Regions from separate parts of the Mus musculus genome. Here regions 1, 3, 4 and 5 are each linked to region 2. Evidence: chromatin loops called from intact Hi-C (ENCODE). Cell type or tissue: heart. All regions are shown on one strand. Each heading gives the region's core, and the rest is flanking DNA. Links, peaks and the distances in the headings are about the cores only. Region 1 overlaps Slc16a10 (solute carrier family 16 (monocarboxylic acid transporters), member 10). Region 2 holds the start of Slc16a10 (solute carrier family 16 (monocarboxylic acid transporters), member 10). Region 3 overlaps Slc16a10 (solute carrier family 16 (monocarboxylic acid transporters), member 10). Region 4 overlaps Slc16a10 (solute carrier family 16 (monocarboxylic acid transporters), member 10). Region 5 has its middle 35 kb from the start of Rpf2.

Region 1 (6,248 bases), core at 326-5,325, 58 kb after region 2:
ATTTTGTGTTTATTATCTTTTTATATTAAATCCATATGTATATAGATATATAGGTATAGATATAGCCACTACCAGATTCAAGGAAATAAACATATTTGTTTTGGTTTTGACTAATCTTTCATGTAGGTTTGTTCTTCTTTAAAATCAGCAGTATTGAGATATAATTAAAGTATATAATAAATCACTATCTAATATAATTTTTCTTTTATGTGCATGAGTGTTTTGCCAGAATGCATGTATGTACGTGCACCATGGATTGCCTGAATGCATGTATGTACATGCGCCATGGATTGCCTGAATGCATGTATGTACATGCACCATGTATTGCCTGAATGCATGTATGTACATGCACCATGTATTGCCTGAATGCATGTATGTACATGCACCATGGATTGGCGTCCGGAACTGAAGTTACAGTTACTTGTGAGCGAGCGGCCATGTGAATGCCAGGAATTAAATCTGGGTCCGCTGGAAGGATCAGCCCGAGTCCTCTCTTTAGTCCCTAAGCTGCTACTTTATAAATACATTTTTAATGTGTCTGTGCCTGTCAGGCTGCTACCAGGCTTGAGGTAATAAATGTATTCAGTGCGCCAAGTGTCCTCGGCCCTCTCACGGTCCCTTCTTTCTCTATACCCACTGACCCAACCAGATGCCCACGGATGTTTCCCATCACTGCAGGTTAATTCATATCTGACAATGATCTGAATGTCTCTTTGATCTGCTTTCTTTTGCTGAAAATAATTATTTTGTATTCATCTACATTGAAGGTGATGGGGGATATGAAAGAGATTCCAATATTGATGGATCCAATCTGAAGGGCTGGAAATAGAATAATATATGTAGTAAGTCCAATGAACTCTGGAAAGTCTCAGCAATGGGTGGACCAAGGAGAGGAGAGACTATCTGAGCTTGCAAAGAAGATGAGGGACAGAAACAGCTCAGCAGATGACACAAATGAATAGTAAGTGGGAACTGCAAGATATCTACAGTGCAGGAGACACCAGAGCTCTCTCTAAAGGGAGAGGAAGCGTTCTCAGAAGGACCAAAACAGAAACTTTCCTGGAGCTAGGAAAACATACTGGAGGCAATTAGAGCACCAAACACATGCCTAGTGTTACAGTTAAAACACGGAGTATGCAGAGCAGAGACGTTAGATTGAAAGCGGTAAGAGAAACGCTGCCTAAAAAGGCAGGCTCATCCGAACAAGCCAGTTTATAGAACAGAACCTGTAAAAGCTAGAAGGGCTTGGGATAATGTATTACAAATTCTGAAAGATAACAACTGCCAACCCAGAATACTAAGCCCAGCAAGGCTTTTCTGTAATGACTGAAGAAGTAAAAACTTTTCATGACAAAAATAGACTAAGAGAACTTATGACTTCAGAGCCAGCTCTACAGAAAATACTTGAAGAATCCTTCAGACTAAAGAGAAAAACAGAATCATCCGTGAAGCCACAGGGAAGAGTACAGCAGAGTAATACAGCAGGAGAGGAAGATAAAAGACCCAGCACTACAAATCAACAGAATGGCAGATATTCTCCCCCCACCCCCTCTCTCTCTCCTGGAACTTGCTTTGTAGGCCAGGCTGGAGTGCTGGAATGGCTATGCCATCTTTTCCTCCAGCTCCTAGCCCTAGAGTTTCCTTTTTTTTTTTTTTTTTTTTTTTTTGTTGAGATGAGAAGATGAGATAGAGCAATTTGTTTCTCGGGTGGGTCTTAAACTAGCCACATAGCTGAAGATGCTCTTGAAATAATGACTCTCCTGTCTCTTATCTGCGGAGTGCTAGAGTTACAGGTGTGTGTCATCACCCTGGCGCATGCAGTTCTGGGGACAACCCCAGGGCTTGGTGCTTGAGAGCCACTTTACCAGCTGAGTTGCAAACTGAGTCCAAGGGCTTGAATTCTTTAATATCTTGAAACTTTACAGGAAATGGACATCTTAGGAGTTTCCAGTAGCAAATAATTATTCATTCAAAAATCTAATTGTTCTCAAATGTGATTAGATTACCCTAACTTCAATTGCCAATTAACAGAATGTTCTAATGAAATTTCAGCAGAGGTACTAAGATTCTCAAGTGTGAACTCAGAATGCCTCTTGTGTTTGATAGGTTTTCAAGGGTTGGTGTGATGCTTTAAAATAGTACTGGCAACTCTAAAACCTCCTAGAAGGAGTCTTGTTAGAAAGATCATTTTATGAGGTTTTTTTCAGAAATCTATGCGGTGGTCTCTTCCTCCTATGCAGGAAGATGACCTAGAGCATGCGCTCGCACACTTGGGATTTAGTAGAGTCCTCGGGCATCTCCATCCACTGCGCTCGCACACTTGGGATTTAGTAGAGAGTGCTCGGGCATCTCCATTCACTGTGCTCGCACACTTGGGATTTAGTAGAAAGTCCTAGAGCATCTCCATCCACTGGGGAGCACTGAGGCCTGAGGCAGCTCCTGGAAACCTCATCAGGGAGGGGCAGGAGGGACTTAAGAGCTGAGAGTTAAGAGCACTGGCTGCTCTTCCTCCAGTCTTGGGGTGTCCCGCTTCAGGTTTCCTCCAGCACTGCATGCACAGGATGTACAAACATACATGTAGGCAAAATGCCTGCACACATTAAAATGAGTAAATTAAAATATCCAGCAAGGAAAGAGCTATTGTTAGCCAGCCGCTCCCACAGCAAGAGCTGTACAGGAGGTGGCTGGGTTGGGGTTTGAAAGGATTTGTGAGTGCTTCTGTGCCTCCTACAGAGGCTGAGTAGGTGAGGGGTAGCCCCACAGCTGTTCTGACTCCTGCCAGCATAGACTGCCTGGAGGGGCGGGGCGGCTCAAACAGTCTTGTGAATGACAGCCAAAAAGCTGTCAGGTAGAGCTGTAGCCAAAAGGACTCAGAGGTAGGACTCTGAAGAACTCAGAACTGCATCTGAGAAAAAGTCAGCTCTAATCAGCATCATCTCTGTTGGCAGTGTCACTGATGTGTAATTAATGTCCTTGCTTTCCTTCCCCGGCCTCATTTCTCCCACACCCATCTTAGAGAGAAGGAACAGTTAGGGATGGGGAGTGATGGGAACGGCTGATTCCAAGTTTTTCCTATCATCCTTGGATCCTAGAAGATAGTCAGTTACTGAATGAAGGCTGGCTTGTTAGCTGGAATGGCTGCGGGCTTTCTGTTATTTAACATGAATAAAAAAGACCACACAAATATGCTGAAGTGCTCATCCAGTGACAGAGGAAACTGCTCCCCCCACAGATAAATTTGAGGGGGTAACTATTTAATAAACTTGCAAGCCTGTAAATTTTCATGTTTGACATAGACTTAATGCCCTATGAGATCACTCGTTTTTTAGCACAGAATTATGACTAATGACTATTATGACTGCTTATCTTTCAGTTTTTGGCTTTCTTTTGTATGCTTACAGAATCAGCAGGAAGGTGTGATTTTTTAATTTTTAAGATTTTTTTCTCGTGAAAGATAATATATTTTTTAGAAAAGATAAAACCATGTATAGTTTTACCAAACTCCACACTCGTCAAAGACTTCGGCAGGGGCTTTGTTGTGGCAGTGCTGTCTTTATTTTGTTTTCTTGGGCAGAGTGTACGCTGACTCATGAACATTGCATGTAACTGTACTCTTAGATTTCATGATGTGGGCTACTAGTTGATGTTCATGCCTTGCTTGTAAAAGTGCCTTTATAAACTAAGAATGGATGCTGGTGTTCTGTTCTGCTGGGTTTTGATAGTGTATTCTCTCTTTTGGTGGTTGTTTGTTGTGTTTGTGTATTTTTGAGACATTGTCTCACTCTGTCACCCTGGCTGTCCTGGAAGTCACTGTGTAGATCAAACCCCTGGAGATCCCCTGCTTCAGTCTCCTCAGCACCACCACGCCTATCCCAGAAACTGTATTTTAGACATAGGTTACTAAGATTTTTTTGAATGGGATTACACTATTATTATGAGTGATTTTTTTTTTTTAAAGACAACATCTTTGTAGCTCAGGCTGAATGGAAGCTCACAGCAGTCCTCCTACTTCAACCACCCAGTGAGCCACCAGGCCTAGCAAAAACCTTTCATTCTAAACCACAAATACTTAGTAGGTGGCCACAGTTATCCAGGCTTAAAATTAAAATCACAAATAACCACAAATATTTGCTCTAGAAAAACTGAAAAATTCAACTGTGTATTGTAAAAATATGCACAAAACTAAAAATTTAAATCAAATGTATGGGATGCTGAATCAACTTTATATACATCTTCCAACATCTATTTTACTTTCAGATGATGGAAATTTCCAAAAAAGTATGACTCAGTGTGTGTGTGTGTGTGTTTTGTGTGTTTTGCAGGGGGCAAGGGCGATGTAATCCAATTAGTAAAGTCCTAAAAATTAGCACTCACAAACTACTTAGTAAAAATAGCTCTGAGAAGTTGTTCCAAGAAGTACATAAACTCAGTCCAAACTCCTCACATGGCTCGCTCTTCCGTGTTGTCTGCAGACCAAGTTTTCAGCCTCTGCAGACAATGCCAATACCGTCTTTCCAGCTAGCTCCCTCCCCTAGAGCCTCTGCTAATGTTGGTTCTAGGTTGGTTCCTCGCGGATGGATGTTTTTCTTGGTTTCAACTCAGGCAGGTTTGGGTGGGCCAGGTTTCCCTGACGGTCTGGCAGAGCATCCTGTGGTCTCCTGCTAGTTAGTTAGGAACTGTGCTGCGTCCTCTGGAGATGTTCTCTTCATCATAGTGCGGATGTTGGTGCAGCAAAAATAAAGCAGCAGGCTGGAGAGATGATGCTCTGTGGTTATGATCATTTGTGCTCCTGTGGGGACCAAGTTTGTGTCAGACCCAAAAGAATTTTAAGATAACAGTCTTCTTTCTGATAAAGGAGGAACATTAGAATCATAGCTATTTAAGAATATCACATAATTTAAGAACAAGCTAGCCAGGTGGTTGCGGTGCACGCCTTTAATCCCAGCACTTGGGAGGCAGAGGCAGGCAGATTTCTGAGTTTGAGGCCAGCCTGGTCTACAGCGTCAGTTCCAGGGCAGCCAAGGCTATACAGAGAAACCCTGTCTCAAAAAAACGGAAACAAACAAAACAAAATGTCAGAAAACCCAAAAAGGAATAACTTAAGTTACAAGAAAACAAAAAGATCATGAAGGTATCAGTTTGGGCATCTTCATTTAGATGTTAGACATTACATTCTTACCTTTGTCCGGACTTTACATTAGGATGTATGGTCCAGCACTGAGGTTCACGGAACCCTCAGTAGTTCTGAGAAGGTAAATGACTAATCCATTTCCAAGATACTTAAACCAACTCAGAAGGGAAGTGACAGCTTTAGTGTAGGGTGTACTGTACACCCTCATGGATATAGGCCTTATTGGCTTATTTATTAAACTGTTTTGGGAAAAGCTTCTAGGCTTGATGGCAGATCATAGATCATTTGGTTCTTTGACATACTGCTATGGTTATTTATATCCTATGCTTTCTGCTTTTTTAAACTTTTTTATTTTTATAGAATCAGAAACTATGACTTTTGATTCCTACTACCTTTTTTTTTTAAGTTGTGGAAAATAGCATACTTGCAGAGAAGAAAATAAAACATTGTAGTTTCATAAATAATGGTAAAGCAAATACCCTAAAGTTATTGTCCAGGTCAGAAATAATACTATGCATAAGCAGAAATATACTATATAAAAGTCAATTTCTTTAGGACAAAAACCAAACAAACAAAAAAAGCCAAACAAAGCAAACCAAAGCCCTAAGTCCCGATGCTCCACAGATGTTCACTTCTTATCGCCTTGTTCCAGAATGATAGTGACCTTTTCTCCACTGAGTTACTCACAGGCAGACATGGTGGCTCACACCTGGACGTCTAGGAATCTGGGGGCCTAGTTGAGACAGGAGAACTGGGGTGAGTCTGAGGCCAGTCATGGCAACATAATCAGTTCCAGGCCAGTGGAGGCTACAGAGTGAGACCCTGGATTACAGAAACATCCTAAAATAAAAGAGTTATAGTCACTGTCCTGATTTTAGTGGTCATTTCTCTGTATTTTGACCTTCCTGGCATAAATTCCTAAACTAAATGTATTGTGAATGTGTGCGTGTGTGTGTGTGTGTGTGTGTGTGTGTGTGTGTGTGTGTGTGTGTGTGTGTAGGGTCTTACTGTGTCATCCAAGCTGACTCGATCTCATTTTCCTTCTATCCTAGCTTTCACGGTGCTGGGACCATAGGTTGCTCCACTTGTCCAGCTTTTATGAATTTTGTCTTTTAGA
Region 2 (6,248 bases), core at 835-5,834:
CCACATGATGGCTCACAACCATCTGTAACGAGATCTGATTCCCTCTTCTGGAGTGTCTGAAGTCAGCTACAGTGTACTTACATATAATAAATAAATAAATCTTTAAAAAAAAAAGAAGCTGGGGATTAGATATGTGAGGCCCTATGTTCAACCCTCACATTGGAAAAAACGTTTCATTGTTTAGAAAAAGAGAAAAAGGAAGAAACCTAATGCTTTTATACTGCTCTAAAAGCATATTTAGTTGTAAAGGACAAAAATTTATTTATAGATTTGGATCTAAGAAAACCAAGAGTGAGAAGCCAGCATCTAGTGTGAATCTTTTTGCTATTTCATCCCTAGTCAGAGGACAGAAGCACAAGATAGCACATGTTCATCCTTGCATCACCTAAGAGATGGGGAGGGGAGGGGAGGGGAGGGGAGGGGTATGAGTCATCCTGTTATCAGGAACCCTCCCCCATAGCAGGCACTAGCCCACTGGTTAAGGCTGAGCCATTACAATTTTTTCCCAATGTGAGGGTTGAACCTAGGGCCTCATGTATTCTAAGCAACAGACGATATCCCCAGCTTTGTAAAGTTTTGTTTTGCTTGAACCCAGGACTTCAAACAAGCAGAGCACATACTCTACATTTCAGCCATTCCGTGCACTGTTTTTGATTTTTCAAGAATTTTTGTTTTATGGTGCTGGAGATTGAATATTGGGCTTCACACAACTGTTGTGATTTCCAACAGTTATTCAACTAATCTATAGCTCCAGCCCTATGTGTACTTTAATTAATTAATTAATTAATTAATTAATAATTGATAAATTTTAAGATAGGGTCTCTCTACATAGCTCTAGCTGTTACTGTCCTGGAACTCACTATATAGACCAGGCTAGCCTTGAATTCACAGAGATCTGTTTGCCTTTTCTTCCAAAGTACTGGGATCAGAAGTTCACACCATCACCCATGGTCTTCCTGCATGTGTTTTTAGTTCAACGTGTTTAGGTGGTGTGTTTGTGTGTGTGCGTCTCTCTCTCTGGGTAAATTATATTAAACTACAGGTGTTCATGAACAATCCTACCAAATAATTGTTATTACAGTGCTATTCTGAGTTTATAATTCGTAGAGTATATCTCAAAAAGATTATGTTTTAGAAATTTCTCCATAGCCATTGAATTATCTCAAGGCTACATTTGGCTGTTTGTTTTCAAGTGGTGATTAAGATGACATCAAACCAGACTGTATTATGTGACATAGCTAGAAACTGCACTTACATGTAGCATAACTGGAATCTCACTGCCACAGATTCAGCAGTTCAGAACTTTGTATATTCAATTTATTAATTTATTTTTAATTTTCTCTTTTATTTTATTTTATTTTAGTTTATTTATATATGAGTGATTTGCCTAAATGCATCAGAAAGTGTCCAATCCCCTGTGTCTGAGTTTGGGTTTCATTGCTATGAGGAGATACCATCTTAGTTAGGGTTTTACTGCTGTGAGCAGACACCATAACCAAGGCAACTCTTATAAGGATGACATTTAGGGGCTGGCTTAGAGGTTCAGAGGTTCAGTCCTTTATCACCAAGGTGGGAACATGGCAGCATCCAGGTAGGCATGGCACAGGAGGAGCTGAGAGTTCTACATCTTCATCTGAAGGCTGCCAGTAGAATACTGACTTCTAGGCAGCTAGGATGAGGGGTTTTAATGCCCATACTCACAGTGGCACACTTACTCCAACAGGGCCACATCTTCTAATAGTGCCATTCCCTAGGTTGAGCATATACAAACCATTACAGCTCCCTACCTTGATGATAATGGACTAAATCTCTGAAACTGTAAGAAAGCCCCCAATTAAATGCTTTTTGTAAAAAAAGAGTTACCTTGGTCACAGTGTCTCTTCACAGCAATAGACAGTGACTAAGACACCAAAAGAATTTGAGGGGTAATATATATCCAAGCTATTGTGCTATTTTAACTTAATCTCTAAAGCACCCACATTGCCCTGTATTCCCAGAACACTCCTCTGGACCCTCCCCTGTCTTTGGTTTCTTCTCTGTTTCTTTGGCTGGAAGGCTCTTTGCTTGTCCTTGTCCACAGAACCATGTGGCTAATCATAGCTCAGCTCAAACTTACTTTCTTACATACTATCCTTTTTTGGGGGGTGGGGTGGGGGTATGGGGGTAGTTGGTTTCAAGACAGGGTTTCTCTGTGTAGCTTTGACTGTCCAGGAACTCACTCTGTAGACCAGACTGGCCCAGAACTCAGAGATCTGCCTGCCTCTGCTTCCGGAGTACTGGGATACAAGGCTTGTGCTCCTACCTCCTAGCTGATGTCCCAGTGTTTAACCCTATTGCACCCCACTTTCTATTTCTGGACTGTTTTTACTTACTAGTTTAGGACAGAGAGAAGCAAGAATGTGATAATCACAGTTATTGTATAACCCACCACACTGGTGCTTAAGTAACTAGCATATTTTGATTTTGTTTGGAGTGAGTAATCTAAATATCTGAGAAATTAAGAAGATACATCAGAATAAGATGCTTCAGGGGGCAGAGGAATTGAATATAAGTGTTGGTTCTTTATTTAGTGTGAGGACAACTTGTGAAGTTTAAAAGTATTGCTTTCTAGCTGCCCGTCAAAAATGTTTGTTAGTTGAAAAATTTAGAATCACAGTCTGTCTTCCAAAATGAGCATCTTCATTGTGCCAAGTATTCAAAACAAACTGTATGTTCGCGGAATTGGAGTAATTAAACAAGGTCTCTGATTCCTGAATTGCCTTTTAAGTAGGTACGTGGCATAAGGAATCTTTTATATTATAACTAGCACAAAAGGGACAACAAATATGAAATTTAAACTGTCATTTGTGACTCTCTATTCCAGTGAGGGTAAGCATTACCTGATCGATTGATCACCTTCGCAGGCCACACGTAGGAGACGCTCCCCAAGAACTTCTAAGGTTAATGCTGAGAGGAGGTGACATTACTCCTGGAGGTAGCTAATTTGGCGGCACGCCTTCAAGCGCGCGCGCGCGGGCGGTCATTGGACACCCCTCACGGGGCGGAGCCTCCGCTTGCGGATGCCCAATCACCTGTGGGCTCAGGGTGTAAGGCCCTCTGGTGGCCACGCCCCTAGGCGGTGCGGGAGGGCGGAGGGGCGCTTTTAAGAGGCGGCTGGAGGCCGGCGTAATCAGGCGCGAGGGGCAGCCGGTGTGTCAAGTCCTCTGGCCGCCTTAGGCGGTGTCTGCGGTGTGCGCCTCTCGCCCGCCCGCCCGCCCGCCTGCCCGCGGCTCCAGTGTCCTCGCCTCGGCCTCCCTCCTCCGTCCGCGCGGCTGTCCCAGGCTCCGCGAGCCACCCCGGGACCTTGCGCCCGCAAGCTTTCTCGGTGCCCGACGGGGCCGCCTCGGGACATGGTGCCGTCCCAGGAGGAGCCCGCCGCCGAGCGGGAGACGAACGAGGCGCAGCCGCCCGGGCCCGCGCCCTCGGATGACGCTCCGCTGCCCGGCCCGGGACCCTCGGATGTCTCCGACGTGGCCGCAGAGAAAGTGGAGGTGGAGCTGACGAGGTCAGCGGGCAGTGAGCCCCCCGTTCCCCCCGAGGGCGGCTGGGGCTGGTTGGTGATGCTGGCGGCCATGTGGTGCAACGGGTCGGTGTTTGGCATCCAGAACGCCTACGGGGTGCTCTTCGTGTCCATGCTGGACACCTTCAAGGCCAAGGACGATGACAACATGGCCTTCAAGACAGGTGGGACGTTGCTGCGGGCCGAGGGGAGGAGGGCATGCGGGGTGGGAAATGGGAGCTTTTGGTGCGTCCTCTTGTGTTGGGAGGGTGTGAGCTTTGAGCCTGACCCGTCTCACTTGCAACCTGCAGCTTGGGGCTTCCCTCTGCCAGTTTTGTATGGAACCCAAAGGCAAGCAAGTTGCAGAGTTGTACCTGCCTGAGGCTTTGGACTCCTCCTTTCTGCACAGTGGGCGCCAAGAATCCACAGTACTTTCCTCTTAGTGGTGGGAAATAAACTGAACGTTCCAGCACCAACAACACTGCATTATCACTTTTACAGTCTGCTTTGTGACCGCCACGGTGGTGTGGTTATCTGCCTGCCATGCTGCAGAAGGAAAGGTGTGTTTGGGTAGATGCAGCGCAGGCCAGGACGGGAGATTGGCAAAATGGAAAAGTGGATCCCAAGGTCACAGGGAGTCCCAAAGGCAGCCCATTAAAAGTGGTAGTCGGTTGTCTCTCTGCACGCTCTACTATATTTAGACAGCATAGGAGGCAGCCACGTGGGATGGTAAGAGGAAGATAAGGGGTTGGACCTTCTGTTATGTTGACGTTTTTTTTGCCTTGTGGAAATAAAATGCAAAAGGTGCAGACTCCGCATTTTTGTCAAATGCTTTCTGACTGATTATGCAAAAGTCAAGTCTAGGACCGTCTGCATAACATTTCCCCCATTATTTCATCTCATGCTGCCGGGCAGGTGTTGTCAGCTCTGCTTGGGTGAGAAAATGGAAAGTCAGGGAAATGAAGTGTTTTAGTGAGGACCAGAATAAAGATAGACCTCATCGCCTGACTTGGAGACTGAGAGTCTCTTTGCTAAATCGGGCCACTGCTGCCTTTTGGGAAACTTAATAAGATCAATAATTTCTGTGTTTCACTCTGCTCAGCCTGGCCTTGAACTCAAGATCCTCTTGGCTCAGTTGGGATTATAAGAACATTCTGCACCATACTGGGCAATAATAGTCTTTTAAAAACTACAGCAGGGTCTCACTATTTAATTCTGGCTGGCCTAGAACTCACTATGTAGGACAGGCTGTCCTCAGATTCACAGAGACTTGCTTCTGCTTCTCAAGTGATGGGATTACAGTCATGTAAAAACCCCTTTAGTTTCTGTTTTTACAGTGTGTATTGCTTAGATTTTTGGTGTACACATAAAATAAACAGGATTGTAATTATAAATTGGAAGGTTAAGATGGGGTGGAGGAGAAAAATCCCTTTCTCTTTCATTCATTTCTTCCTTCAGTGCCAGGGATGGAACCGGGCCTTGGGCATGCTGCTCAAGGGCTGCACCAGTCCTCTACATTTAAAGCGATTTCTCATCATCTGAATATATTGTAATGTATTGTACTTTATGCATTTTTTTTTTTTTTTCTGAGACAGGGTTTCTCTGTGTAGCCCTGGCTGTCCTGGAACTCACTTTGTAGGCAGGCTGGCCTCGAACTTCTGCCTCCCAAGTGCTGGGATTAAAGGCGTGTGCCACCCTTGCTCGGCTATGCACTCTTGGACATTTAGGTTGCATTCTAAAACTTCTGTATTAAGTATTATTGTCCCCTCTTCTATGTGAATAATGATGTATCATACTTGATGGGGAATTTCTGTTCCTAAAGTGACTGTTGAAGTTGCTGTGTTGGGCAGATCAAGGGTTAGGCACCGATTGTTAGTTTTAGCTGGAGGAAGGTAAGCCTTTTGTGCCACTGCAGGACAGATGTGAAGACCCAATAGCAAACAGGATGATTCCACACAGTTCCTGATGCTTCTGAGGCTGAGTCCTTCCCTCATGAACACTATTTCCATCTTTAGGCAGTTCTGTGACACAGGCTTCCTCTACAGACATGGAAATCTGGGCTCACGTGAATTTCGGCTGTGAGCAAGATTCAGTCTTGGGTTTGTCTGACTTAAGGAATTAGGTTTTTAACTGCTCTGGCTAGATAACACTCAGCGAATCTGATCATTTAATGTTTATACAATGCTTCTGGGGCTAAACCTCTGAAAAGCTAGGGGCTTAGCTCAGTTGGTAGAGTAGTGCTTCCATACTGTATAGTCCAGCACTCCGTAAAGCCATGGTGGCATGTGCCTGCGGTCCCAGTACACCGAAGGAGAGGCAGAGAGACACAGGAACTCAAGGTCATATAACTTTTCTCTTTGAAGCAAGTGTGAGGTCTTCATAGTCTATAAGAGATCCTGTCCAAAAAATGCTTTTTTCTTTGCAACTAGTAAACAATGACCATGAGTTCAAGGCCAGGTTGAGCAGAAATTATTGATCGTGGTCTTGTCAAAAGATTTTTGAAATGTAGAGACTTCCACAGAGAAGTCCACTTTTTTTTTTTTTTTTTTGAGACAGGGTTTCTCTGAGTAGCCTTGCCTGTCCTGGAACTCACTTTGTGAACAGGCTGGTCTTGATCTCAGAGATCCACCTGCTTCTGCCTCGAGTGCTGGGAATAAAGGTGTGCACCACCACTGACCAGCTGAGAAGTAGACTTTTAAAATGGTATTTA
Region 3 (6,248 bases), core at 857-5,856, 51 kb after region 2:
TATACTCAACGTTTGTGTGAATGTTTTCTCATCTGGGCAGGTACCTCTTTAAATGACTTAAATGGCTTAATGTTATGGTTCGTGTTTATTCCCCTGAGTTCATCTGTTAGGGTTTGGAGACACAGTCTCCCTCTAGTATATGCCCTGGCAGCTAGTGCATGTTTTCCTGTCATTGCAACACAACACAGGCTAAGATAGGTAATAGAAAGCATCTTGACTCTGTCTGACATCATGTGCATTAAATAAATTCCAATTGTCAGCTAGTCAGTGGTAGCACACACCGTTAATCTTAGCAATGGGGAGGCAGAAGCAGACAGATCTCTGAGTTCGAGTCCAGCTTGCTCTATAGATCTACTTCCAGGATATCCAGGGCCACACAGAGAAACCCTGTCTCTAACCTTCCCACCCCCCCAAAAGCTGTAAAACCATTACAGTTGTCATAACCAACATTAGTGGACATCAGTATCTCCCTCTTCATTTAAGGAAGAGGCTGGTATGAGTTAGAAGTGAGCTGGTCAGCTGCAAACCCTTCTTCCAGGCCTTGCCTGGTATGTTTATGTTATTGATAAGAATAGAATTTGGAGCCCCTGAGGACAGGTCACTAAGAAAGACAGCAGAAGCCCAGTGGGGCTTCTTAAGCAGACTTAGCTTCTTCTACCAAAGGCTAGGCCTTTACCCCAGAGCAGCCACTGAGACTTTGGGGACAGTTCCTGCTTTGGCTCTGATGGAAGAGGTCCTGACTGGGTCAGAGGTCAATGGATGAGGAAGGTTCTTGTGTTACAAATCTCTACTTGCACAATATCAGGATAGTTGTTTTTAATTTGTTCTTTGGGTTCCTATTTGTGCTTTCCATACTATCACAACATACTGTGTTGCTTTTTAAATTTTATAACATCCAAAATTATAAATGTGAGGTATCTTTTTCAGAAAAAGTATTTGTTATATTTCTCGGCTCTGTTGAAAGGAGTTCTTTCCAGCAAGTAGTGGTCAAACCTAGCAATACCTTGAGATTGTTTCTAGCTTACTTGACTTCTGCCCCAAATAATCTGTTCAAAATTCTCTGGTTTTTGGGACCACATTTGTAATTCCAGCATTTGCAAGGCAAAAACAGTTGAGGGTCTCAGCACAAGTTTAAGGCCACTAGGATTGCATAGTGACTTCTAGGCTAGCCAGGGTTAAACAGTGAAACCTTGTCTCAAACAAAACAAAACAAAACAAGGGGCTGGAGAGGGGGCTTAGTGGCTAAGACTGCTGCCTGCTTTTTCCAGAAGACACAGGTTCAGTTCCCTGTACTCACATGGCAGCTAACTCCAGTTTCAGGGGATCTGATGTCCTTTTATAGCTTCTGCAGCTCCAGGCATGCACATGGTACACAGACCTGCATGCAGACAAAACACCCATCCACATGAAATGAGTTAATTAAAAACGGAACAACCCCCTCCAAAAACTAAAACCAAACCTAGCCAAATGACAACAAACACTCAAAATACAAAAATTCATGAAATTCTCCATGGTATAAAAAACTTTAAAGAGAGAATTTAAAGTCCTGGAGAGATGACGCTGAAGTTAAGAGCACTTACTGCTCTTGGAGAGGACCCAGGTTCAGTTCCTGGCACTCACTTGGTAGCTAACCACCACCTGTAACTCCAGTTCCAGAGGACCTAACACCCTCTTCTGGCCGCAGTAGGGATTTGCATGCACGTGATCCCCATTTCCCCAGTACTGAGACTATAAAAGCGCATATGTGTGTCTGTCTGTGTGTGTGTGTGTCTGTGTGCCTGTGTGTGTGTGTCTGTGTGTGTGTGTGTGTCTCTGTGTGTGTGTCTGTGTGTGTCTGTGTCTGTGTGCCTGTGTGTGTGTGTGTGTGTGTGTGTCTGTGTGTGTGTCTATGTGTGTGTGTGTCTCTGTCTGTGTGCTTGTGTGTGTCTCTGTGTGTCTGTGTATGTCTGTGTCTGTGTCTATGTGCCTGTGTGTGTGTGTCTATGTGTCTGTGTGTGTGTGTGTCTGTGTGTGTGTCTGTGTCTGTGTGTCTTTGTGCATGGGAACTAGATAGAGGAGGATATCCAGTGTCTATCCTCTGTCTATCATTCTCTGCTTTATTCCCCTGAGACAGTGTTTCTCTGAACCTGTGGCTAGGCTGGCGGCCAGCAGGCCCCAGTTAGTTGGTCCTTATGTTTTATGTGTCGGGACTTTTGTGGCTTTGCAGAGCAAGTTGTTGGAGGCAAGAAGCACTGTTGCACTGTGGACAAAGAAACTCAATTCAGATGCAGGCGTCTCTGAGTCTGAGAAAGGTGGAGAGGTGAGGCAGTGGGTATATAGTAGCAACTTCCCTTTCAAAGACTGAAAAGTTAGGGTGACTATTTTTGCATGCACATAAGGATGTGAAGAACAGCAGAGAGATACATTCAAGGTGGCGTAGCATTTGAAAAACTTAGACTGAGTGACAAGTGGTGAGTGCCCCTCCCCCTATGTGGGGCACTGATGGTAAGTGCTGGAGAAGGGAGAACACTGAGGGAGTTTAGCGGAACCTTCTTGGAGTATGCTGGTCCTGATGTATCCTTCACAGAAGGGTGCTTTAGCAGCTTTGTTGGCTCCTAACTAGCTAGTTGAAAGAATTACTAATTTGATCTCCTACATTTAAAGAAAGTAAATTTTCTTTTTAAAAATTACTTACATATTCATTTACTTATTACTTTGTGTTTATGTGTGCACAATTCATGGTGTGTGTGTGGAGGTCAGAAGACAACTTGCATGAGCTGGTTTGTTTCTTCTGTGACACGGGGCTCAAGGATTGAACTCAAGTTGTCAGACTTGGCAGCGGGCTCCTCTTATCCAATCCTGAGCCATCTTGCTGACCCAGAAGCTGTGTTTCTTGATGTTTGAGAATTTTAAATATGTCTGAGCTTCTTAAAGCTGTACAAAGAAATTGACATTTAGGTGAAGAACAATGGAGTAATTCTTCACTGTTTTGGAGAATATTTTTCAATACCTTATGTAAAAAGTTAGTTCAAAGCTTTCCTTGTTAACCACTTTCCTGCTATCAGTCATCAATCCTGTTATAATTTCAAAGATTAAAGAACTGTATTAAAAGGATTATGTGTGTATTTATTTATACTACTTTATAGCTGTCAGCTTAGGTGTGCTGACTAGAAGTAATAAAAGCAGCATGGCTGTTTATAAGGAGTAATGGAATGCACAGAGCTGGGCTCTGGGCCAGGCCGTTGCAGTGGTAAATCTAGTGGCTTCCACTTACAATGTTGAGCATGCTTCGGCAAAGTGCTTAATCACCAAGCAGTGGCTACTTCACCTGTGGCTCTTGAAGAGGGAGTGGAGTGCTCTGGAACTTTTTTCAAACCTTATTTTTAATGATGGTTCTTAAATGCTTTAACCTCCCTTGTAGCCCATCACCCACCAGAGGTAGTGGGAAAGAAAGGATACGGGGAGGGGGGAAGTGGACCTGTTTAAAAATGTTCTTTGGAGCAACTCCTATCTGTGTTGTCTGGAAATTGGCAGTTCAGTTCACAGGTTAGCAGTGGCAGCTCGATCCATTCACAAACACCTCACAGATACACCAGCAGTCCAGTTCAGTAGAGTCTGGTTAAGCAACAGTGGTGACACGTCCTAGCAGAGACAGCCAGGCTTCAGTCTCCATTGGAGTCAACAGGAGGGACCAACAGGAACACCAGGAGAAGTTCTCGGCTGTGCCTTACTCAGGGAAGCAAAGATCAGGGAAGACGTGAGACCCACAAGCATTGCACAGCTTGCTGTACCAGCAAGCCAATCTCTGTCTCTGTCACTCCGTCAAGTGCTATTTATACCCTCTAAATATCACGTGTTCTGAGCTAGCATCTTGCCTTGGCACATGCATCCAATCAGCCCAAGTCTGTGAATCCCAACAAATGGAGCTCAACGATGCAATATAGGGCAGACCAATACATGCACGTTGTTAGCAAAGAATCCTTCATCACATGTCCTTTCATGTGTTTGCTTTAGCATAACATCCTCTCTCCTGTGTCTGCTTCAGTGAAACATCCCCTCATGAGTCTGCCTTAGTCTTTCACCTGTGTTCACTTCAGGAAAACACTCCTTCACGAGTTTGCCCCAGCAAAACACCATCCAACATAACTGACTCTCGAAAGATCCCTTAAGTTCCCAGTTCAGTGCTCCCACAGTGTCTCCCATGTGGCAGGAGCTCACTAAATGTTGGTTTCCATCCTCCATACAAAGACAGAGATGTGTACTCTGAGTATCTTTTAGTATCTTGAATGATATTAGTTATGGCTTTCATTCTTGATTTAGATACTCACGGCAGTGGTTCCTTGAGTCAAGAGGGAAACAGTTACCACAGGAAGAGGAGGGGCTTCGGGTTGAGTTAGGGGAGCAGGTTTCCTTGACAGTTGAGAACTTAAAATAACTCTTTAGAGTCTTCTGAAGAAATGATGCTTCCCCACTCACTGTAAGGCAATCAATCCATCTACTCCGTCAAAAATTAAAGATCTATAATAATAATACTGTGTGTATTTATCTATGTTACCTCATTACATAGGAATTTGATGTGGTTTTTCAGCCATCAGCAAGAACACAAAACAATCAGAAGTAAGATGTGGAATATGATGTTCAAGCCAGATGGAAATAACCCTTGGCATCAGCTGTCCTGGCTACATAGTTATTATAAAGCAATGAGAACAAACGTGTGCTAGGAAGCGGGGCATCTGGCTGCAGGCGAGAGTCACTTACAGAAGTACGGAGTACTGAGTGGACTGGGATGAGGTGGCCATAGAGCATCAGGAGCTGCTCTCATGCCTGCCCGTCCCGTCGGGGAAAGCAGCAGCAGCAGCAGCAGCCCCACCAAGCACCAAGTGCTCTCTCAGCAGTCCTCTGAGGGCCCTGGGAGGGAAGACCTGCGTACATGGCCTCCGTCAGGCTCAAAGTAAGGTATTTATTGTGTATATGTGTGTGCCCGTTTTCCTGGATCGTTCCACAAGTGTGTAATGACTGAAGAGGCCAGAAGGCATTGGATGCCTTGGACATGGGATTATAGGTGATTGTGAGCTGCCCAGTGTGATTGCTGGGAACTGAATTTAGGCTCTTGGCAAAAGCAGCAAGTGCTCTTAACTGCGGAGCCATCTACTCAGTTCCTTAAAAGACACCTTTATCGTGTGTGTTCTTTTGTGATTGGGTTACCTCACTCAGGATGATGCCCTCCAGATCCATGCATTTGCCTAAGAATGTCATAAATTCATTGTTTTTAATAGCTGAGTAGTACTCCATTGTGTAAATGTACCACATTTTCTTTGCCTGAGGAAGAGACTTGAGCATAGCAGTGACACACAGGAAGAGCCTCCCATAGAGTTTCTGATCACACTGCCCAGAAGATTTCAGTCCCGTGAGATGGACATTCTATTGTTGAACTGCACTGGCTCCATCTCTGTTAGATTGAAGTGGGCATAGTGTAAGGGTGCTGTCCTGTAATGGGAACCTAATTATGACTTGGCACACTGCCTTCTGGAAGCAGGCTGAGGGAGTTTACCTGCTACAGTAATAAGATTAAAGCATTTATTACTAGGAGAGGAATAAATCTCAATAAATGAGGTTTGCAGAAGTCTGAACTGTAGATCTAGGTTAGTGGTGAGAAAACTTTCCCAAAGACTATGTGTTAGTGCTGTTAATTTCCACATATAATGCGGAGCCACAGAGGCTCAGGAGCTGGTAGAGGTTTACTGTAGTGTGACTTATCTCTCCCAAAAACCCCAAACCTTGTTACTTTTCTTATTTAGGGTGATATATGCTATATAAGTTTGCCTTAGAACTACAGGTGTATGCCACCACGCCTGGTATTACTTTCCACACTTTCTGAGATTAAAAGTATATTTCTGGAATGAATGGTTACAATCAAGACAAATGAAGCCTAGAACAACTCCTGTGGCAATGGAGTTGGAAACACAAGTATTAATTTAAAGCGACTTAGTGTAGATCCTGATGGTTACAATAGATACATAGAAGCGTTACAGACGATAGGCCTGTAATTCAGCTACTTGGGAAGCTGAGGCAGAAGGATTATGAGTTTGAGGCAAGTCTAGGCTATATAGAAGAACCCTGACTCTTAAAAAAAATTAAAACTCCAAAATTATGTAAGTGGGGGCTATGTCAAAGAGTGACAGAGTCAAATGGAAGAGCCCTCAAAGAGCTTCTGGTAGTCCACAAGGTTTGACTATAACTAAAACCATATAACTTTGTGAGCCAGTCAC
Region 4 (6,248 bases), core at 763-5,762, 73 kb after region 2:
AAGGCACTAAACTGCCCTGAGTTCTATGGTAATCTGGCCATAAGTGAAGATTTCTTTCCCACCCAGCATTCCCAAACTCCTCACATCTGTCCTTCTTCTTTTTCCTTTTTTTTAAAAACAGCACTTAATAGTTTCTAATCTGTTTGAATAATTACACATCTACATGTTTTGCTAGGATATAAATCCCATGGAATTGGGATCTTTTTCTGTTTGGTTTGATATTAGTTCTCAAAGCAAATAACACAGTGTCTAGCACACAGTAGGTGCTCAAACATTGGCTGGAAGATAGCTCTATTATGCATAAGTCTAAAGCAACACATATAGTATTTACAGTCTTACCATTTTGCTCTTTAAACTCCTTTACATTCATGTCCTAGTGAAACTCATTCAATGCTTAACACATGAGCTCAAACTCAGCAAACCCAAGAATAATGAAATAACTACCAGTGTTGGCAGTTGTTGGCAAGGGGATGGGGGTGGGGTGGGGAGACGTGAAGCCTGCTTGCTGCTCTGATGCCCACTTTATAGATCTGTACTGACACTACAAGACAGATCAACAGTTCTGTCTCTAGAGGAGAAAACCTCAGATCCTGAGGTGTTGTCTATGGGAACAGATCTTGGGTGAGGAATTTTAGCATGGCCACAGATCATTATAACTTGGGTCATGTCTGTTTAGAAATGACAGTGATTCTATAAGTTTTTGTACTGCTTTATGATGTTGGCAGTTTAGTTTCAGTTGCTGTCAGTGTCTCTTACCAGTAGAGACACCGCAGCTCAGCAGTTCAGCACCTGTTTTCTTTGACTCAATGTGGCCAACTGGGCTTTGTTTTTAGGCTTTAGGCTTTGAATCACAAAAATCTTTATCAGGATGGCAGGCTTGTACATGGAAAACATGTAATGTGTTATTCATTAGCTCTATTACAAAATGTTTTGAGACAAGATCTTACTGTGAGGCTGGTTTCAGAATTTTTGTTTGTTTTATTTGTTTGTTTGTTTGTTTGAGACAGGGTCTTTCTGGGCAGTCCTGCCTGTACTGGAACTCACTCTGTAGAACAGTCTGGCTCCCTGTCTCTGACTCCATAGTGCTGGCGTTAAAGTTGTACATCACCATCCCTGACTTGGTTTCAAGTTCTTAATCTTTCTAGTTCACACTCCCAAGTATGGGGGTTAATCATACCATACATTATCATAGCCAGCCAGCATTAGTTTTTCTTTTCTTTTCTTCTTTTTTATTTTTTATTTTATTTTTTTTTCTTTTCTTCTTTTTTAAAGAACAATATATAAATAGATTGTTTTTGTGGCAGATGGTTCCAAAAGAAACTTTGACCTGGTAGAGATAGCCCATTTATGTGCTGTAAGATGGTAGATCATTTGCCTGCTAACAGCGCAATTAAGTGGATTCCTAAGTCCACTTATAATTGAGAATAAACAAGATGTACTTTTAAACTAGAATCACTCCAAGGCAAACAAGCACATAAATAAGAGATACTGTTCTGATTTGGATGGTGCCAGATGTTATCAGGGTGTGTCGTGGGCATTGCACGACTGGGACACTCGAGTAGCCCAGCAGCTCTATTCACTCAGCTCCAGCCAGATCATGTGGTGCAGAGCCATGCAAGTAGGGGAAACAAACAGTCTTTTATCTTTCCATGGTTTCCCCAGAGTTAGGTTCTGGTCCATTTCTCACCGAATGGATTGTATGAAGCTGTTTCGGATCCGCATAGCACTTCAGTGGGGGCGCAGAGCACAGAGCTCAAAGCGGGGCTGGGACGGTCACTGGGATGCTCAGAACTAAGAGTGGAATGGGTAGCAAACGTGTGGGAAAGCCCTGGCTCACTCTGTAAATCAGTCTGCAGCTGCTCTCCAGCCACACTAGGGTGACACCCATTGTATTTGTCCTGCAGATTCCTCTCATGTCAGAACACAGGCAGGGGTCGCCTAGCTATCCTAATGCTTAGGGTATGGTTTACAACCAGAGAAAGGACTCAGAAGGGAACTAGCTCTTGTTCTAAAGTGACAGAATAAGAGGACCCGTGTGACCCTATCCCTAACTCCTATATCCTCTCTTCTAATGGGCAGGTCATCTGAATATGAGAAAATTAAATCCACATAAAGCTACTTTCTATAGCTGTCACAAGCAGAATATGAACTTCAAAGTACTTTATGTTCAGTTTTATTTTCTACAATGAATGTTAACCATAACATTGAATAACAAAAATGTTATTCTTTCAATAGTTATTTGTTAATCAAATTTAGGCTTTGTATCTTACAAATAACTATTGTAAGAATGTAAAGGGCCTCAGCTTAGAGTCACCTACATTTATCTGAGGCCATTGGCCTACAGCAAAGGGCCCTACAGACTTAGTGTGCTGGGAAAGTCACCGCTCTTCTCTCTGGCTAGCAAGTGGTTTCACCAGGGGTTTCTGTCTGTCTACCCTTCCTTCCTCCCCTCCCTTTCCTTCCGCTCCCCTCCCCTCCCCTCCCTTCCCCTCCCTCCTTCTCCTCCTCCTCCTCCTCCTCCTCCTCCTCCTCCTCCTTCTTCTTCTTCTTCTCTCTCTCTCTCTCTCTCTCTCTCTCTCTCTCTCTCTCTCTCTCTTTCTCTCTTCCTCTCTTTGTATTTAAATATACTTTAGGCTTTACTTGTTAAGATGCACCATGCTTCTGGATAATAGCAGATTTTAATTGTAATATAGATATTTGCTCATGCTGCAAATCCCCCATCAGTATCAAAGTTTATTCAAGTTTCACACTCCTGTATTACACTAATGAGGTAGGGGCCTCTCATACTTCTTACATAAACTGAAAGTGCACTGTTATGATACAGGATAAACAGGGCTAGGAATCTTAATTTGAAACATCTCTCCTTTGTAAGGTTCTGCTTGGAGACCTGCTTTTGTTTGATTTACCAGGAGGCTTTGGACAGTGGAGAAAGTTGCTTAAGCCACTTTTACCGTAACTCCCAAGTTACAGGACATCTTTTTTGAAGCTCCTGCCATGAGCAATCACTAACTCTCAGGAGTACAGAATAGAAGGGAAACTAGCCTTCATATGAGTTAGAGCCGCAGTGAGTCTTTGACACCCAAAGAGTTTAAAGCTGTTGTCTCCTGGCTGGCTGTCTTCTGTGTGGTTCTCCCTTCTGTCCCTGTTGTACCTTTCTATCCTGCCCTACCTGGCAGCTCGCTCAGAGACTGACAGGAACTTTATCTTCTCTCATAACACATGGGGGGAAAAAAACTCACTTTGGAGGCATGAAATTGAAACATGGACAGTTATGCAACCCAGCTATCTGCATCCACGTCAGCTGAGCAGATTCTTGGCATAGCATGGCTTGCAAGAACAGCTGCAGTACCTAGGCGTCAGAGCACAGTTTGGTTAACTCCGCATGTCTGTTCTCAGAGCCATGCAAAGATTTGCTTTAGGCCAGTGAGCTCTTTAAACAAATGCAACATTGATTGATACTGTTTTCCCCTCTATTTTTTTAAGCCCCTGTTTTTATTAGCTTTTGTTTTCTACCCCGTTGAATGTGTCCACAGCATCAGGGCTTCCAGAGGAGACCCGGGATTGTTAGAGTGTACTCAGGAGTGTCACACTGCTGCGTGGGGCAGCCAAGAATCAATCTGGTATTCTGAAGAGCTTTAAATAAAAAGCTCTCAAATAAAAAAAAAAAAAAAATAAGAGCTTTAATAAGGAGCTTTAAATAAAAAATAAAATATTTAAATGCTCTCCAGAAGTATGTAACAGTGATGCAGGGGTAGCAATGCTGCTTTTGCTGGGTAGGACAGGAAGAGGAACGAAACACAAGAAAGCTGAACTACTGGCCCAGTTCTTCCGCCTTGCCAGTAACAGCTGCCTGTTCTTCTCTTCTGGATATGTTCAGAACTCAGGTTGTCATGTGAGTGACCTCTGCAGAGAACACAGGCTCACAGTAAGAGCCTTCTATTTTGCCTGTTGTTCATTCATCATTGTGTCTGTGTTGCATGCCCGCACTGTGCGAGTGCAGGTCAGAGCATAACTTTTAGGAGTAGGTTTTCTCCTTCCACTGAGGGTTCTGGGGATCAAACTGTGGCCATTGGGCAAGCACTCGTAGCCACGGGGCCGTCTTGCCACCCTAGCAGATTCCTTTAAAGCTAACGGTCACTGCGCACGGGTCAGGAGTGTTGTGTTGCTGCTGCTCTCTTTCTTACCACTCTTCTCCTTCCTTTCCTTTTCTTTCTCCTTCCCCTTCTCTCTTTCTTTCTTGATTTGTTTTTTGAGATATTTTCCCTATGTTTTCTTGACTGTCCTGCAACTCTCTATATCACTAAGGCTGGCCTTGAACTCATAGAGATGCCCATACCCCCCTCCAAGTACTGGGATTAAACTTGTGCACCACCATGCCCAGCTATGCTTAAATTTCCTGACTCCACCCAGGTACAAGCTCTGTCCGAGGGAAGCAACATCTACCACCATTACCACTGCCTCTCACTGTTAGACGAGGGCTTTAAGTTCCATTTTGCTCTAGGTTGCAAGGTTCTATTCTACACTGGCTTTAAAATGTACTTAGGATAGATTTTCCATTCTTTCAGGGTCCCTTGTCCTTGTCTATGTGTGACTTGTTTTAATTACAACTTAAACAGATTCAAGCACTCATGCATTGAATAAATTCAGAGTGCCTGTTGTGTGCCTCCAGCATTCCAGGTATGAGGCGTGAGTTGATACAGTGTCTCTAATGCAGAGAGCTTTATGACAGACAGCAAGGACATTCTGTGTTCCTGCTAGGATTTAGAGGACTTGGGAAGCCTAGGACATAGGACTTCTGTAATTTGTCTTTAAAGCCAGACAAAGGTCAAACACTTTTTAACCAACTTATTTTTTTTCTTGTGTAGTATATTAAAATTCTGAATGTTGAAGTTTCAAAATTTTTAGCCACTCTAGGATCCAAGCACTGTGTTTTCCTCCATGTATGTGACTCTTCTAGAAATCCTCTAGTGTTGCTCATTTCTTACTGGTTACTATGGGAATGGCCTCTTGCTGTGTTGCTGCGTTTTTCAGTGGTGTCTGTGCCATCTTTGCTTTTCCAGCCTTTCTAACCTTGCATTTATTTCCCTTCAGATCTCAACATCTGCTGCAATTTGACTTTTCAGGTTAGTGCCAATTTGCCTCCTGCTATTTTTCTTTTCTTTTCCCTCCCTCCCTCTCTCCCTCCCTCCTTCCCTCCCTCCCTCCCCCCCTCTCTTTCTTTCTTTCTCTTCCTCTCCTCCTCCTCCTCCTCCTCCTCCTCCTCCTCCTCCTCCTCCTCCTCCTCCTCCTCCTCCTCCTCCTCCTTTTAGCTTAATGGCGTAGGCAGTATTTGTCAGCATTCTCCTGCTTGAGGAGACTAAGAATCTTTACTCTGCCTACTGTGACTCATTAATGGTGAAGTTGTATATTCATTCACAAAACATTCATCAAAACATGTTGAGCTTGGGATATTTTAAAAAAACATTTTGAAGACTAAAATAATGTACAATATAGGAAGTTGATAGGAGGGGAAGGCATGATTAATAAATGTGGAATCTAGAAAACATACTGCTTACAAATAGATTAAAATGACCTGTTACCAAGGCATGGCTGAGCATGCCTGTTACCCCAGCTCTTGGGAGGTGGAAGCAGAGATCAGATCCAGGCTAGGATGGGCTATAGCAGACTCTGACTTAAAAAACAAAAACAAAAATAAGTAAATGTAAAAATTAAAACAGACCTGCTACTTTTAGCAAGGCAGAACAAGTTTGTCTTGTGCCTCAATTTGTGGCTGTCCAGAGTAAATATTTACAGCTATTACTACAGTAGTCTTTGGAAATAATGCATGGTTTGCTCTGCCATGAAATTATCCCTAGGAAGTAGGCCCCATCCTCTATATGATTTAAGATTTATAGTGAAAAGGGGAATCTACTTGTGTTTAAAACTATCTAATCTTAACTTACAGTAAGGAACTGTAGGACTATAGTTTTGTTTAGCCCTTGGGTTGTCTGGTGTATTTAATGTCAATATGGGAAAGGCTGGTGAAAACTGGATTTTGTTTACAGAAGTAAACTGGGGACTTCTGTGGAGAAGTGTCATATACATCAGGAAGTGGAAAGAAGGAACAGATAGGGGCGAATGGGTGTCCACATCAGTAGGTCAGGCTTCTGTTTGCTGCTATAGACCTCTGCCTAGCACATGCCTGGCACAATTTTTTTTAAAAAATAGATTTCAGGTTGAGCTTATATACTTTACATTTTAATACTCTA
Region 5 (6,248 bases), core at 499-5,498, 70 kb before region 2:
CTGTCTCCTACAGTGAAGGTGCATGTTGACCATACATATGTTGTGTGATGAATTGTTTTTGTTTTTTGTTTTTTGTTTTGTTGTGTTTGTTTTTCGAGACAGGGTTTCTCTGTGTAGCCCTGGCTGTCCTGGAACTCACTCTGTAGACCAGGCTGGCCTCGAACTCAGAAATCCTCCTGCTTCTGCCTCCCGAGTGCTGGGATTAAAGGTGTGCGCCACCACACCCAGCTGTGTGATGAGTTTTAATTCTTTGGGGTCTACACAAGGGAGTATGATGTCTGTGTTATATGACATCTCTGTGTCTGGCTTGTTGAGCAACAGTGAGAGAGTTTTCTACGGTGACTGCACTACACGAGATTCTTCCAACCAAGCATGAGGGTCTAACCTGCCCATTTGCTGTATTAACCTAACAGGTGTTAATGGCTCACTGTGGTTTGGGTTTTTATTCCTCTGATGACTAGTGATGTTAATTTTTATTTCATGTGCTTATTAACCATTTGTATATCTTCCATGGAGAATGTTTATTAACAGAGATTTTGTTTTGTTTGAGACAGGGTTTCTCTGTAATGGTCTGGCTGTCCTAGAATTCACTCCTTAGACCAGGCTGGCCTCAAACTCATGGACATCCATCTGCCTCTACCTCCTGAGTTATTAGCTGGGATTAAAGGCTTGTGCCACTAGGCCTAGCTACTTATATTACTTTAAAGGGCCTAGTCATGCGGTGGCCAAAGGTAGCAGCCCAAACTGGAAGTTGTGAATTTTGTTAACCAAGTAGATACACTTTCCAAAAAATAGTGTTTCTATTCCTGCTCTGGGTCTCCTTGCTTTCTCTTGTCCTAGGTTGATGTGTGTCCTCACCTATTAGAGACAGGTCTTACTGTGTGCTCAACCAGGGTAGTCCTCACATAGTGTGCTAGCCTCCTTTGTCTCCATGGTGACTGCATTCCAAGAGTTTCCAAAAAGGCCTTTGGCTCTCACACATCCAGGTACGGGACTTTCTAAGCTGTTTTCTGGACTGGCTGCTAGGGTTTTGGTTCAGGGTAACTAAAAACTGCTTTTGATCCTCTCAAAGGTCGATTCTTAGCATTGTAAAGCCAAACCTTACTTCCTTCAAGTAGTCTGGTTGTATCTGAAAATATGACCTCCCTGCCAGGTCTTGGTAACATAATCACCATTGTTAGTTGTATTGTTTCCAAGCTTCACGAGCTATAGATAGCTTAGCAAATACACTTTCTTAAATGTGCCTGTTTGGTCAGGGTCCAGGGTTCCTAGCCATAATCAGTAAAGTGAACAATAATTTTTATTGTCTCATCGTTGCTAGAACTATAATTTTAAAATATAAATAAATATATATATAATATACATATATTATATAGACATAAATTTAAAATATAATGTTTTATAAATATAAATTCAAACATATCATATATTATATATTTTATAATTTATATATTTATAAATAAATATTTTATAAATATATACATTTTATATATAATGTATAATAAAATTTAAAGTTACAGAAGCTTCCAGCTAGGATGGCAGACTGGAATGTGTCTCTGTGAGACCCACTGAATATGAGCCACAATAAAAAAGGAAAAATGAGCGGGGCTGTGTTGAATTGTGCCTTTAATTACATCCGTTGGGAGGCAAAAGCCTAGAACTCAGAGTTTTTGCCAAACTATCTATATAGCTCATGGAAGCTTGGGAAAGATACAGTTAGCAATGGTGAGTATGTTACCCAGACCTGGCAGGGAGGTCATATTTTCAGATACTTGAAGGATCTAAGGATTAGCGGAGTTCTAGGCCATCCTGGTCTGCAGAGCCAGTTCCAGGACTGTCTGGAAAAATTAAAAACAAAACAAATAAATAAACAAACAAAAAGCAAAACCGAACAAAACTAAGGTGGATACTGGAAAGATGGCTTGATTGTTAAGATCACTGGCTGTCTTCTAGAGTCCCCGGGGTTCAATGCCCAGCATACAACTAATTCTAGTTCCTGGAGATCCGGTGCCCTTTCTGGCTCCCCACGGGCAAAACGCTCACTCACTTGAAGTAAAAATAAATAAATCTAAAAGGATGGGAGAGCAAGCTTCAGAAATCCTTGAAGGTATTGATAGGATACCTGAAAGAGCTGAGAAAAAGATGCATGCTGTATGGAAAAGAAGGCAAGTCTTAGTCCCGCAGTACGTAGCCCTAAATGGGTTACATCTGAAACGTAAGCCGGGTGGCCCTGGTTAAGAGACTAGCTACCCTACCCTCACGACGAGTGCACAGCCTCACAAAGCCTCATATCCAGCTGAAGACTGTAATAAACACAGAGGCACAGAACAGCAGCGGAGAAGCATCCTTTGTATCACTTTGTATGGCTTACAAGGATTGGGAAATGTACCGACTGGAGAGAGAGCCACTGTTTGAAACGGAGCTACCTTGTGTGCCTGAGAACAAGAAACAAGTAAAGCCAGTTTATTCTGCCGCAGCTATGGGACTAGAACCTGTCTAGGGAGCAGGCAGAAGGGGCTGGAGCTCGGACTGGTTGATAAGTGGGTGTGGCAGGAGGTTGAACTCAGGCGGTCAAGCTCCAGGAAAAGGGCCCCCCACCCTCAGTAACTGAGCAGGCTTCACCTGCTGAGACCAACCCGGAGCTGGAGCTTGAGCGTCCTGAGCCGGAGGAGGTCAGCTGGTAGATAACTCTGAAGCCACTATCTGAGGAGAGCCTGGAAACTGAAGGCCCAGAGGTCTGTCTGTCTGTCTGTCTGTGCGGACCCCAGCTGCATCCCTCCAGCAGGGTGGTGAACATACAAGTGGTCTGAAAGATGGAAGTCAAGTACAGAGCACAGTACAGCCTTTACATCCCACACCCACAATGCCCTCGGGAGACACCTCCAGCTACCACAATAGCCACCAGGGGGTGTACACTGGAGTATTTCTCTACAGAGAAAAACTTGCCCAGCCCACAGACTGCAAAGCTAAGTATGGCCAGTAGAGGTCCCCTGTACCCAGAAAGTGACGGCTCTGGTGGCCATGGGTACTGAATACAGGCTCAACGCCAACCTAAACCACACGAAAGGCAAGAACCCTCAAGTCCAAATGACCTTCCCATCCAAGCGTATAAAGAGTAGCTTCTAGTTTTTGAAAACTTTTAGAAAACCCTTCAACTGTTGAACTCCAAGATGGAGTGACAGATGAAGACTTCAAAAGTTCATAAGGAGGGCTAGAGAGATGGCTCAGTGCTAAAGACCACTGACTGCTCTTCCAGAGGTCCTGAGTTCAATTCCCAGCAATCACATGGTGACTCACAACCATCTGTAATGGGATCTGATGACCTCTTCTGGTGTGTCTAAAGACAGCTACAGTGCACTCTTATACATAAAATAAATAAGTCTGTCTGTCTGTCTTTCTTTCCCAATTTTTTATTAGATATTTACTTCATTTACATTTCAAATGCTATCCTGAAAGTCCCCTATACCCCCCCACCCCCCCACCCACTCCCACTCCCACTTCTTGGTCCTGGTGTTTCCCCTGTACTGATCCCCTGTACTGAGGCATATAAAGTTTGCAACACCAAGGGGCCTCTCTTCCCAATGATAGCCGACTACATATGCAGCTAGAGACACAAGCTCTGGGGGTACTGGTTAGTTCATATTGTTGTTCCACCTATAGGGTTGCAGACCCCTTCAGCTCCTTAGGTACTTTCTTAGCTCCTCCACTGGGGGCCCTGTGTTCCATCCAATAGCTGACTGTGAGCATCCACTTCTGTGTTTGCCAGGCACTGGCGTAGCCTCACAAGAGACAGCGATATCAGGGTCCTTTCAGCAAAATCTTGCTGGTGTATGCAAAAGTGTCTGTGTTTGGCGGCTGATTATGGGATGGATCCCCGGGTGGGGCACTCTCTGGATCATCCATCCTTTTGTCTCAGCTCCAAACTTTGTCTCTGTAACTCCTTCTATGGGTGTTTTGTTCCCAATTCTAAGAAGAGGCAAAGTGTCCACACTTTGGTCTTTGTTCTTTTTGAGTTTCATGTGTTTTGCAAATTGTATCTTGGGTATTCTAAGTTTCTGGATTAATATCCACTAATCAGTGAGTACATCTCATGTGAGTTCTTTTGTGATTGGGTTACCTCACTTAGGATGATGCCCTCCAGGTCTATCCATTTGCCTTGGAATTTCATAAATTCATTGTTTTTAAGAGCTGAGTAGTACTCCATTGTATAAATGTACCACATTTTCTGTATTCATTCCTCTGTTGAGGGAAATCTGGGTTCTTTCCAACTTCTGGCTATTATAAATAAGGCTGCTATGAACATAGTGGAGCATGTGTTCTTATTACCTGTTGAAACATCTTCTGGATATATGGCCAGGAGAGGTATTGTGGGATCCTCCAGTAGTACTATGTCCAATTTTCTGAGGAACTGCCAGACTGATCTCCAGAGTGGTTGTACAAGCTTGCAATCACACCAACAATGGAGGAGTGTTCCCCTTTCTCCACATCCTTGCCAGCATCTGCTGTCATATGAATTTTTGATCTTAGCCACTCTGACTGGTGTGAGGTGGAATCTCAGGATTGTTTTGATTTGCATTTCCCTGATGATTAAGGATGTTGAACATTTTTTCAGGTGCTTCTCAGCCATTCGATATTCCTCAGTTGGGAATTCTTTGTTTAGCTCTGTGCCCTATTTTTTAATGGGGTTATTTGGTTTTCTGGAGCCCATCTTGAGTTCTTTATATATATATTGGATATTAGTCCCCTATCTGATTTAGGATAGGTAAAGATCCTTTCCCAATCTGTTGGTGGCCTTTTTGTCTTATAGACAGTGTCTTTTGCCTTACAGAAGCTGTGCAATTTTATGAGGTCCCAATGTCAATTCTCGATCTTGCAGCACAAGCCTTTGCTGTTCTATTCAGAAATTTTTCCCCTGTGCCCATATCTTCGAAGCTTTTCCCCACTTCTCTTCTGTAAGTTTCAGTGTCTCTGGTTTTATGTGGAGTTCCTTGATCCACTTAGACTTGACCTTAGTACAAGGAGATAAGAATGGATCAATTCGCATTCTTCTACATGATAACCACCAGTTCTGCCAGCACTATTTGTTGAAAATGCTGTCTTTTTTCCACTGGATGGTTTTAGCTCCCTTGTCAAAGATCAAGTGACCATAGGTGTGTGGGTGTAGGGAGCGGGTGTGGCGGTAGTCCCAAGATGGCGCTCGAGACTGCAGCCAAGTCTTATGACTTGCACCTGACTTCCTCATACACCGGAAAATAATCCACGTCCATCGTGAGAGCTGCGAAGGCGCACCATGACAAAAGATCAGGCCATTTGACGAAGGCTAATGAACTGAGATTACGCGGACTGGGCTGATGGGGCGTGGTTGAGGGGTTGTATAAGGGATTGCGATTGGGGGCTAGGAGAGATTCCTGCTTGCATGTTAAAAGGTTCCTGAATAAACTGCTTTGAGAAGAACCCTGTGTAGTCGCTCTTTTCTGCTGGTTCGGAGACAGAAGCGACATGTGGGTTCATTTCTGGGTCTTCAATTCTATTCCATTCGTCTACCTGTCTGTCGCTATAGCAGTACCATGTAGTTTTTAATCACAATTGCTCTGTAGTACAGCTTTAGGTCAGGCAAGGTGATTCCACCAGAGATTCTTTTATCATTGAGAAGAGTTTTTACTATCCTAGGTTGTTTGTTATTCCAGATAAATTTGCAAATTGCCCTTTCTAATTCGTTGAAGAATTGAGTTGGAATTTTGAAGGGGATTGCATTGAATCTGTAGATTGCTTTTGGCAGGATAGCCATTTTTACTATATTGATCCTGCCAATCCATGAGCATGGGAGATCCTTCCATCTTCTGAGATCTTCTTTAATTTCTTTCTTCAGAGACTTGAAGTTGTTATCATACAGATTTTTCACTTCCTTGAAGTCACACCAAGGTATTTTATATTATTTGTGACTATTGTGAAGGGTGTTGTTTCCCTAATTTCTTTCTCAGCCTGTTTGTCTTTTGTGTAGAGAAAGGCCATTGATTTGTTTGAATTTATTTTATATCCAGCTACTGCACTGAAGCTGTTTATCAGGTTTAGGAGTTCTCTGGTGGAATTTTTAGGGTAACTTATATATACTATCATATCATCTGTAAATAGCAATATTTTGACTTCTTCCTTTCCATTTTGTATCCCTTTGACCTCCTTTTGTTGTCTAATTGCTCTGGCTAGGACTTCAAGTACTATATTGAATAGGTAGGGAGAAAGTGGACAGC

Evidence for each region. Peaks named below come from ENCODE experiments on the same cell type or tissue, not always from the same donor. Only the 100,000 strongest peaks of a DNase experiment are listed, where the experiment ranks them.
Region 1: it touches region 2 in a loop (2.2-fold over the local background); 5 of 42 quality-filtered maps call a loop at or near these places.
Region 3: it touches region 2 in a loop (2.5-fold over the local background); 6 of 42 quality-filtered maps call a loop at or near these places.
Region 4: a loop joins it to region 2, with 2.8 times the contacts of the local background. A loop is called at or near these places in 13 of 42 quality-filtered maps.
Region 5: a loop joins it to region 2, with 2.3 times the contacts of the local background. A loop is called at or near these places in 11 of 42 quality-filtered maps.

Annotation. Positions count from the first base shown.
Region 1 is chr10:40,081,086-40,087,333 of GRCm38, reverse strand. All of the region lies in intron 1 of Slc16a10 (solute carrier family 16 (monocarboxylic acid transporters), member 10), which reads left to right. Among named protein-coding and RNA genes, the nearest start is that of Gm25613, 25 kb to the left of the region's middle. In heart, for the core only: no CTCF peak of the experiment used is centred there; a DNase peak (open chromatin) is centred at 2,813.
Region 2 is chr10:40,139,178-40,145,425 of GRCm38, reverse strand. It overlaps Slc16a10 (solute carrier family 16 (monocarboxylic acid transporters), member 10), which reads left to right and starts at 3,172. Exons shown (of 6, transcript NM_001114332.1): 1 at 3,172-3,723. The coding sequence starts at 3,390. In heart, for the core only: a CTCF peak has its summit at 3,131 (motif pointing left); DNase peaks (open chromatin) are centred at 3,065 and 4,215; H3K4me3 peaks cover 2,447 bases; H3K27ac peaks cover 2,199 bases.
Region 3 is chr10:40,088,213-40,094,460 of GRCm38, reverse strand. All of the region lies in intron 1 of Slc16a10 (solute carrier family 16 (monocarboxylic acid transporters), member 10), which reads left to right. Among named protein-coding and RNA genes, the nearest start is that of Gm25613, 18 kb to the left of the region's middle. In heart, for the core only: no CTCF peak of the experiment used is centred there; a DNase peak (open chromatin) is centred at 3,220.
Region 4 is chr10:40,066,503-40,072,750 of GRCm38, reverse strand. All of the region lies in intron 3 of Slc16a10 (solute carrier family 16 (monocarboxylic acid transporters), member 10), which reads left to right. Among named protein-coding and RNA genes, the nearest start is that of Gm25613, 40 kb to the left of the region's middle. In heart, for the core only: no CTCF peak of the experiment used is centred there; DNase peaks (open chromatin) are centred at 3,280 and 3,940; H3K27ac peaks cover 1,081 bases.
Region 5 is chr10:40,209,328-40,215,575 of GRCm38, reverse strand. No RefSeq gene overlaps it. Among named protein-coding and RNA genes, the nearest start is that of Rpf2, 35 kb to the left of the region's middle. In heart, for the core only: a CTCF peak has its summit at 2,938 (motif pointing right); a DNase peak (open chromatin) is centred at 2,955; H3K4me3 peaks cover 434 bases.